Regions from separate parts of the Homo sapiens genome. Here region 1 is linked to region 2. Evidence: read pairs that join two places in POLR2A ChIA-PET (ENCODE). Cell type or tissue: IMR-90. All regions are shown on one strand.

Region 1 (5,000 bases), 63 kb before region 2:
GCGAGAAGACCCATCTAAAAAAAAATTAAAAAAATAAAGAGAGAGATAACCTCACACCTATTAGGATGGCTATTATCAAAAAGATAACAGTAAACAAGTGCTGGCCAGGATGTGAAGAAGGGAGAACATTTGTACACTGCTGATAGAAATGTAAATTGGCATAGCTATTATGGAAAATATTATAGAATTAAAAATATATCTAAAAATAGAAGTACCATATGACTCAGGAATTGCACCTCTGAATGTATATCCAAAGAAAATGAAATCAGTCTCTCAGAGAGATACATGTACCTCAACACTCCCTGCAGAATTATTCAAAACATCCAAGATATGAAAACAATCTAAGTATCCAGCAAGAGATAAATAAATAAAGAAAATGTATGTATACACAATGGAATATCGTTCAGCCATAAAAAAAAAAAAAGGAAATCCTGCCATGTGCAACACAAGGATGAACCTGTAGGACATTATGCTAAGTGAAATATGCCAAACACAGAAAAAACAAATACTGTGTGATCTTACTTATACGTGGAATCTAAAGAAAAAGTCACAGAAGGAAAGAGTAGAAGGACGGTTGCCAGGGATTAGGGGTTAGGAGAAGTGGGGAGATGTTGGTCAAACAGCACAAACTTCCCATTATGAGTAAGTTCTTAGTATCTAATGTACAACACAGAGAGTATAGTTAATAATACTGTTTTGTATACTTGAAATTTGCTGAAAATAAATCTTGAGTGTTCTCACCACCAAAAAAAGGTAACTATGTGAGGTGATGGATGTGTTAATTAACTTGACTGTGGTAATCATTTCACAATGTATACATACATAAAATCATCTATCACATTGCACATCTTTTTTAAAAGCAACTAAAAAAATCTATTCTTCAGAAGATACCATTATTAGAATAAAAACAACACAGAGAACAGAATACACACACCTACGCGCCAAAGGAAAAGCATCCAGAATATATAAAATTTTCCTACAAATCAAATCAATGAGACAGACTACCCAAATGGGAGAATGGACAAAAAGCTTAAACAAGCCTTTTACAAAATAGGAAATCCAAACAGCCACAAAATATGCAAAGGTATTCAGCTTCTTTAATTATCAGAGAAATACTAATTTAAAACCACAATGAGATAGTGCTGCATAACTACAAGACCGCACAAATTAAAGTTCGACAATAGCAACCGAACTGTGGTCAAGAAAATGGAGCAACATGTACTATCATCAACTACTGTGAAAGTGTAAACTGGTACATTGCAGGTAACATTTAGGCATTACTTATTAAAGGTAAAGATATGTATACTCTTTGACTACCTCCTAGGTATATACCACAAATTAACATACATACACAACAAATACATGAGTCAACCATGGTAGTATGTGCCTGTAGTACCAGCTGCTCAGGAGGCTGTGAGGCAGGGGGATCGCTTGAGCCCAGGAGTTTACAGCCTGGGAAATACAGCAAGACCCTGTCTCTAAAACAATAATAAGGGCTACAAATGGGCAACAGCCCAAGTTGTTCAACATGAAAATGGACAATACTACATAAAGCACACAAGAATCTCACAAGCAGCACATGATAAAAGAACACATAGAGCATGACTTTCTTCAAAAACAACCATCATGTTTAGAGAAAAGTGGTGAAACTATTAAGAAAAACAAGTAAACCATTACAGAACTCTCATGATGAAAGTCAGGAAGGTAGTTTTTTAGGGGGAGATAGAAATATGAAATCAGAAAGGACATACAGATATCTGCAGTGCAGACAATGTTCTTTCCTAACTGGATGGTGTTCAGTTTATAATTATTCATTGAAGTGTACATTTATGTTTTATGACCTTTTCTATACATATGCTTATTTTGCAATATTTAAAATAAAAAAAAAGCAGAGAAAAGGTATCAATTTTGCCGGCAGAAATCACAGCAAGGACAGCTTCATAGCCCATCCAGTTTGCAATCTGGTTGCAGAAGTTATTTCATGGAAGCTCAGCCTAGAGTATACTGTATGTTTCTTCAGCCCTTTCAATTATTTGGGGTGTTTACTAGCTTTTGATAAAACCCTTTCTTCTATTTTTTTTTTTTTTTAACAACAGGGTCTCAATATGTTGCCCAGGCTGGAGTGCAGGCTAATTCACAGGTGTGATCATCACATACTACAACCTTGACCTCCTGGGCTCAGGCAATCCTCCTGCCTCAGCCTCCCAAGCAGCTGGGACTATAAGCATGTGCTACTGTGCCTGGCTATCCTCTTTCTTTTTAAACAAACTGAAGTAAATTAAAAAACAAACAAACAAAAAAAAAACTTCTACTACAATAAATGTGAATGAATAAATGAGGCGAACTCTCAGAAGTTCTACAGCACATTCAAAACACAAAATTTGGCAGGGTACAGTGGCTCATGCCTACATTCACAGTGCTTTGGGAGGCCAAGGCAGGAGGACCACTTGAGGCCAGGAGACCAGCTTGGGGAACACAGCCACATTCTGTCTCTACAAAAAAAAAAAAAAAATTTTTTTTTTTAATTAACCAGGTTTAGTGGCATGCATCTGTTAGTTCTAACTTCTTCAGAGGAGGAGGCAGGAGGATCACTTGAGCTCAGGAGTTCAAGGCTGCAGTGAGCTATAATCGTGCCACTGCACTCCAGCCTGGGCGACAGAGCAAGACTCAGTCTCCTAAAGAGTAAAAGAAAGAAAACAAAACAAAATTTACCTACAGTATACAAATAATTCAGCCATTCACAAAAATCACCTAAAACAAAATGGCAAGTGAAAAAACGAGCTAAAAATAAATATCCTTAGATGCAATATTATTTAAATCACACTTTTGGTCAAAAGCCTAACATGAACAAAGAGATATTTTGCAATGACCTAAAAATGACTAATTCATACTTTCCCTATTCATCTGAAATGTCACCTTTATTATATGCTACATTTTGCCTTAGATCTATTTCTAAACTCATCCTACTAATCTATTTATAGTACTTTTTAATAATTGGTAGTTTAAGTATCCCTCAATTCTTTTTCTTTTTTTGAGACAGTCTCACTCTGTCACCCAGGCCGGAGTGCAGAGGCGTGATCTTGGCTCACTGCAACCTCTGCCTCCTGGGTTCAAGAGATTCTCCTGTCTCAGCCTCCCGAGTAGCTGGGATTATAGGTATGTGCCACCACACCAGGCTAATATTTTTGTATTTTTAGTAGAGACGGGATTTCACCATGTTCGCCAGGCTGGTCTCGAACTCTTGACCTTCAGTAATCTGCCGCCTCGGCCTCCCAAAGTGCTGGGATTACAGGCATGAGCCACTGAACCTGGCCTTTTTCTTTTCTTTTTAGTTTTCCTTTTTTTTTTTTTTTGAGACAGAGCCTTGCTCTGTCGCCCAGGCTACAGTACAGTGGCTCAATCTCAGCTCACTGCAACCTCCGCCACCCAGGTTAAAGCAATTCTTGTGCCTCAGCTTCCAGAGTAGCTGGGATTACAGTTGTGTGCCACCACACCCATAACCCCAGTTACAGGAGGCTGAGGCTCAAGAATCACTTGAGCTTGGGAGGCAGAAGCTGCAGTGAGCCGAGATCATGCCATTGCACTTCAGCCTGGGTGACAGCAAGACTCTGCCTCCAAAAAAAACAAAAACAAAAAAATTAATCTTACATAGCTGGGTGCAGTCACTCATGCCTGCAGTCCCAGCTACTTGTGAGGCTGAGGCAGGAGGATGCTTGAGCCCAGGAGTTAGAAGCTATAGTGCACTGTGATTGAACCCGTGAATAGCTACTATACTCCAGCCTGGACAACACAGAGATCCTGTCGCTTAAAAAAGGGGGAGGGAGGTGCAGGCGCGGTGGCTTACATCTGTAATCCCAGCACTTTGGCAGGCCAAGGCAGGAGGGGATAGCTTCAGCCCAGGAGTTCAAGACCAGTCTGTGCAACATAGTAAGACCCTATCTCTACCCAAAAAAAAAAAAAAAAAAGTAAAAAGAAAATTCTCCCACATACTTTTCCAAAGGAACTTTAGTAGCAACTTGCAAAATTAAAAAACCTTCTTGAGATTCTGATTGAAACTGCACTAAATTTATATATTAAGCAACTGGTATTTTTATGTTGTCTTCCTTAACTATAGTATTTATTTCCTACTTTATATTTTAATTTTTTTAATGACATAAAACGAGAAGTGCATTAAAAGACAGCACCATCTAGTATACTAACTCTCACTTAAGTATTCTTTTCATTTTTTCCTCAGACAGAGTCTCACTCTGTCACCCGGGCTGCAATGCAGTGGCATGATCTTGGCTCACCACAACCTCTGCCTCCTCGGCTCAAGCGATCCTCCCACCTGGGCCTCCCAAGCAGCTGGGTTTGCCTGGGCTGGCTACAGGTGCACGCCACCACGCCCAGCTAATTTTTGTATTTTTTGTACAGAGGGGGTTCCACTATGTTGCCCAGGCTGGTCTTGAATTCCTGGGCTCGAGCAATCTGCCCACCTCAGCCTCCCAAAGTGTTGGGATTAGAGGTGTGAGCCACCACACCCAGCCTAAGGAAAATTTTCTTAAGCAAGAAAATATGCATGTCATAAAGGCAAAAACCAATAAATTGTTATAACATCTCTATTTTATAGGTAAGGATACCCTGGTGCAAATAGTTTTACTGAAGGTTACAAAGGTAGTAATGTGTCCAGAATTGGTGGGTTCTTGGTCTCACTGACTTCAAGAATGAAACCGCAGACCCTTGCCACGAGTGTTACAGTTCTTAAAGGCAGTGTGTCCAGAATTTGTTCCTTCTGATGTTCGGATGTGTTCGGAGTTTCTTCCTTCTGGTGGGTTCGTGGTCTCGCTGGCTTCAGGAATGAAGCTGCAGACTTTCCCGGTGAGTGTTACAGCTTTTAATGCTGCGCGTCTGGAGTTGTTCGTTCCTTCTGGTGGGTTGGTGGTCTCCCTGGCTTCAGGAGTGAAGCTGCAGACCTTCGCAGTGAGTGTTACAGCTCATAAAGACAGTGTGGACCCAGTGAG
Region 2 (5,000 bases):
AGCCTGGCCAACATGGCACAACACTGTCTTTACTAAAAATACAAAAATTAGCCGGGCATGGTGGCGAGTGCCTGTAATCCCAGCTACTCAGGAGGCTGAGGCAGGAGAATTGCTTGAACCCGGGAGGTGGAGGTTGCAGTGAGCCAAGACCACACCATTGCACTCCAGCCTGGGTGACAAGAGCAAGACTCTGTCTCAAAAAAAAAAAAAAAAAAAGAAAAGAAAAAGAAACAGTGATGAGTAAAGAAACTGACAATGTTTACAGCTGTATAGATTAAATAGTTGTTGATAGTGGTTTTGATGTTTAGTGCAATTTGTCAGAAAAGATTCTTAGAAGAGACTTAATAAGAAAGATGAATAACAATGTTGAACTAAATCACAACAAAAGTGGAAGTGAGTTATAAGGCAGAGGAGAAAGAAAATCTTGCTAAAGATTTTCTGTAGCAAGTAAAATTATAGGGGAGCAAAATTATAGCTACTGTTTCCTGATGGTCATTAAAAATATTGGGCAGAGCGTGGTGGCTCACGCCTATAATCCCAGCACTTTGGAAGGCGGAGGCAGGAGGATCACTTGAGCCCAGGAGTTTGAGACCAGCCTGGGCAACATGGCGAAACTCTGTCACTACAAAAAATACAAACATTAGCTGGGTGTGGTGACATGTGCCTGAAGTTCCAGCTACTAGGGAGGCTGAGGTAGAAGGATCACCTGTGCCCAGGAGGTGGAGGTTGCAGTGAGCTGTGATCACCCCACTGTACTCCAGCCTGAGTGACAGAGCCTCATCCTGTCTCAAAAAAAGAAAAAAAAAAGAAAAAGAAAAAGAAAAAAAGTAAAAAAAAAAAAAAAAAAGAAAGAAACCAGTGACCCATAACATAATTGTTAACAATTTATAGGTAACCAATTGTAAAAGAGAAAAAGAATTAAAACAGAAAATGCAAACCCAAATGACCACAGGGGCCAGAAGGGTAATGTGGAAATGGATATTTTTACTTTTATTTCTTGAAATATGGCTCTCTTGGTCTTCAATAAAAGTAATAGAGTCATGGAAACAGATATTCTACCATAAGAAAAAAATAGTGCAAGGAGAGACCATAAATATAAACTAAAATTCTCTCCACTTTGGAAAAATAACATAGAATGGGGGGCACTGTGGTGAACCAGCGGGTACATACCCCATCTAAAGGGGCCAGCCACCACTCAGTGATGTGAGATTAAGGGGCCTCACATTATAGATCCTCTAATTTTTAAAGTGTGGATACACAACTTAATTTCTATGTAAAAGATCCAGATTTCAAAACGTTGGATCAGCCATGTGTGGTGGTGCACACCTGTAGTCCCAGCTACTCAGGAAGCCAAGGTGGGAAGGATCCTTTGAGCTTAGGAGTCAGAGGCTTCAGTGAGCTATGATCATGTAGTAAATTCTCCCAAAGTCAAAGTCATGTTGAGAAAAGAAAAAAATCCCAGCCATTTACAATTTACATAAGATATACCTAAAACAACATTACTAAAAGAGTTTGATAATACTGGGAAGTGTTTCTATTAAAGCAAATGCTAACATAAAGAAGGCTATTGTGGCTAAGATGATAAGGAACTGTATTGGCTCATATAACTAGAAGGTTAAAGTTAAGGAGGGGTTTATGGTTATTTATTTCAGTAGCTCAATAATTTCACCAAGGACGCAATTTATTAGGTCCATCTGATTTGCTATCTACAATATTATATTCACCCTAAAGTTGGCTTTTATTTTTTTGGAGACAGGGTCTTGCTCTGTTGCCCAGGCTGGAGTGCAGTGGTGCAATCACGGCTTGCTGCAGCCTTGACCTCCCAGGCTCAAGCGATCCTCTTACCTCAGCCTCCTGAGTAGCTGCTACCACAGGCATGTGGCACTATGCCCAGCTCATTTTTGTATTTTTTGTGGAGACAAGGTTTCCCCATGTTTCACAGGCTGATTTCAAACTCCTGGCCTCAAGCCATCTGCCTGCCATGGCCTTCCCAAGTGCTGAGATTACAGGAATTAGCCACCACACCCAGCCACTTTCTTTCTTAAGACTCATCAAGTGCACTAATGAGGGCTTTATTTATAATGATGGCTGCCAGCCACACTTTGAACATAGGTTTTCATGTTTATGGGTAGTAGAAGAGAGCTATTCACCCAGCTGTTTATAAGTCTGTCCCTGGGTCTAATTAGGACAATTTCATAACATACCTATTCTTGAACCAGCAAAGTTCACAGGGGAATGCCACATGCTGATAGGCTTAGGTTTGGATTCCTAAACTAATCTTGTATTAGTTATCTCTTGCCACATAACAAATTATCTAAACACTTAGTGGCTTATGGCTGAGCATGGTGGCTCATGCCCGTAATGTCAGCATTTTGAGAGGCCAAGGCAGGCAGATCACCTGAAGTCAGGAGTTCAAGATCAGCCTGACCAACATGGTGAAACTCTGTCTCTACTAAAAATACAAAAATTAGCTCGGCATGGTGGCGCACTCCTGTAGTCCTAGCTACTTGGGAGGCTGAGTTGGGAGGATTGCTTAAGTCCGGGAGGTGGAAGTTTTAGTGAGTTGAGATCGTGCCACTGCACTCCAGCCTGGGCGATAGGGTGAGACTCTATCTCAAAAACAAACAAACAAACAAACAAAAAACTTAGTGGCTTAAAACAACAACAAACATTTATTATCTCTCAAAGTTTCTGTGGTCAGGAACAGATTAGCTGAGCAGTTCTGGCTCAGGATCACTCATGAGGATGCAATAAAGATGTCATCTGAAGGCTTGACTGAGGCTGGAGTATCCACTGTCAAAGTGGCTAACTCCAGCCAGGCACAGTGGCTCATGCCTGTAATCTCAGCACTTTGGGAGGCTGAGGCAGGTGGATTGCTTGAGCCCAGGAGTTTGAGACCAGCCTGGGCAACATGGCAAAACCCTGTTTCTACAAAAAATGCAAAAACTAGCCAGATGTGGTGGTGTGCACCTGTCCTGGCTACTCAGAAGGCTGAGGTGAGAGGATCACCTGAGCCTGGGAGGTGGAGGTTGCAGTGAGTGGAGATCATGCCACTGCACTCCAGCTTGAGTGACAGAGTGAGACCCTGTTTCAAAACAAACAAACAAACAAATGAAAAACCCCAAAGTGGTTCACTCACATGGCTGATGCCCTAGTTGTTCTTCACAAGGTCCTCTCCTCAAGGCTGCTTGGGTGGCCTCACAATATGGTGGCTGCCTTCCCCCAGAGTGAGTGATTCAAGAAAGAGGGTACTGAGTGGAAGCTATGTCCTTGGAAGTAACACAGCATCACTTCCACCATATTCTATTTGTCAGGTGTGAGTCACAGTAGAGAAAGGGAACCTCTCTTTCCCAGTAGTTTTAACTAAAGTTCCAGAATTGATTCCCATTAGCCTTGCCAGGTTCATCATCACCCTGGCCATGCCTGGCTCTTGGCCAGTCTCTGGAGCTGAGAGGTGGGCTCAGTCCCATCTGAAACACATGAATGGAAATTGGAAGAGAGATAGCTCCCCAAAGGGAAATCAGGTGGTGTTACCAGAAGAAAGAATAGATACTAGATGAGCAAAAATAAAAGATGTCCACTATAATGCCTCAATGTTATTGGAAATCTTTACAGCAATTGCACATTACTTCATGAAAAAAAAATTTTTTTTTTAATTTGTTTTTTTATTGATAATTTTTGGGTGTTTCTCACAGAGGGGGATTTGGCAGGGTCATGGGACAATAGTGGAGGGAAGGTCAGCAGATAAACAAGTGAACAAAGGTCTCTGGTTTTCCTAGGCAGAGGACCCTGCGGCCTTCCGCAGTGTTTGTGTCCCTGATTACTTGAGATTAGGGATTGGTGATGACTCTTAACGAGCATGCTGCCTTCAAGCATCTGTTTAACAAAGCACATCTTGCACCGCCCTTAATCCATTTAACCCTGAGTGGACACAGCACATGTTTCAGAGAGCACAGGGTTGGGGGCAAGGTCACAGATCAACAGGATCCCAAGGCAGAGGAATTTTTCTTAGTGCAGAACAAAATGAAAAGTCTCCCATGTCTACCTCCTTCTACACAGACACGGCAACCATCCAATTTCTCAATCCTTTCCCCACCTTTCCCGCCTTTCTATTCCACAAAGCCACCATTGTCATCATGGCCCGTTCTCAATGAGCCGTTGGGCACACCTCCCAGACGGGGTGGTGGCCGGGCAGAGGGGCTCCTCACTTCCCAGTAGGGGCGGCCGGGCAGAGGCGCCCCTCACCTCCCAGACGGGGCGGCTGGCCGGGCAGGGGGGCTGACCCCCCCCACCTCCCTCCCGGACGGGGCGGCTGGCCGGGCGGGGGGCCAACACCCCCACCTCCCTCCCGGACGGGGCGGCTGGCCGGGCGGGGGGCCGACACCCCCACCTCCCTCCCGGACGGGGCGGCTGGCCGGGCGGGGGGCCGACACCCCCACCTCCCTCCAGGACGGGGCGGCTGGCCGGGCAGAGGGGCTCCTCACTTCCCAGTAGGGGCGGCTGGGCAGAGGCGCCCCTCACCTCCCAGACGGGGCGGCTGGCCGGGCGGAGGGCTGACCCCCCCACCTCCCTCCCGGACAGGGCGGCTGGCCGGGCGGGGGGCTGACCCCCCAACCTCCCTCCCGGACGGGGCAGCTGGCCGGGCAGAGGGGCTCCTCACTTCCCAGTAGGGGCGGCTGGGCAGAGGCGCCCCTCACCTCCCAGACGGGGCGGCTGGCCGGGCGGAGGGCTGACCCCCCCACCTCCCTCCCGGACAGGGTGGCTGGCCAGGCGGGGGGCTGACCCCCCCACCTCCCTCCCGGACGGGGCGGCTGGCCGGGTGGGGGGGCTGACCCCCCCATCTCCCTCCAGGACGGGGTGGCTGGCCGGGCTGAGGGGCTCCTCACTTCCCAGTAGGGGCGGCCGGGCAGAGGCGCCCCTCACCTCCCGGACGGGGCGGCTGGCCGGGCAGGGGGCTGACCCCCCCACCTCCCTTCCGGACGGCACGGCTGGCCAGGCGG

The links. Peaks named below come from ENCODE experiments on the same cell type or tissue, not always from the same donor. Only the 100,000 strongest peaks of a DNase experiment are listed, where the experiment ranks them.
Region 1: POLR2A ChIA-PET joins it to region 2 with 9 read pairs; 12 of 35 experiments call an interaction of 5 or more read pairs at or near these places.

Annotation. Positions count from the first base shown.
Region 1 is chr17:60,614,641-60,619,640 of GRCh38, reverse strand. All of the region lies in intron 1 of PPM1D (protein phosphatase, Mg2+/Mn2+ dependent 1D), which reads right to left. Among named protein-coding and RNA genes, the nearest start is that of PPM1D, 17 kb to the right of the region's middle. In IMR-90, no CTCF peak of the experiment used is centred here; a DNase peak (open chromatin) is centred at 420; H3K27ac peaks cover 68 bases.
Region 2 is chr17:60,551,537-60,556,536 of GRCh38, reverse strand. No RefSeq gene overlaps it. Among named protein-coding and RNA genes, the nearest start is that of LINC01999, 11 kb to the left of the region's middle. In IMR-90, no CTCF peak of the experiment used is centred here; a DNase peak (open chromatin) is centred at 1,926.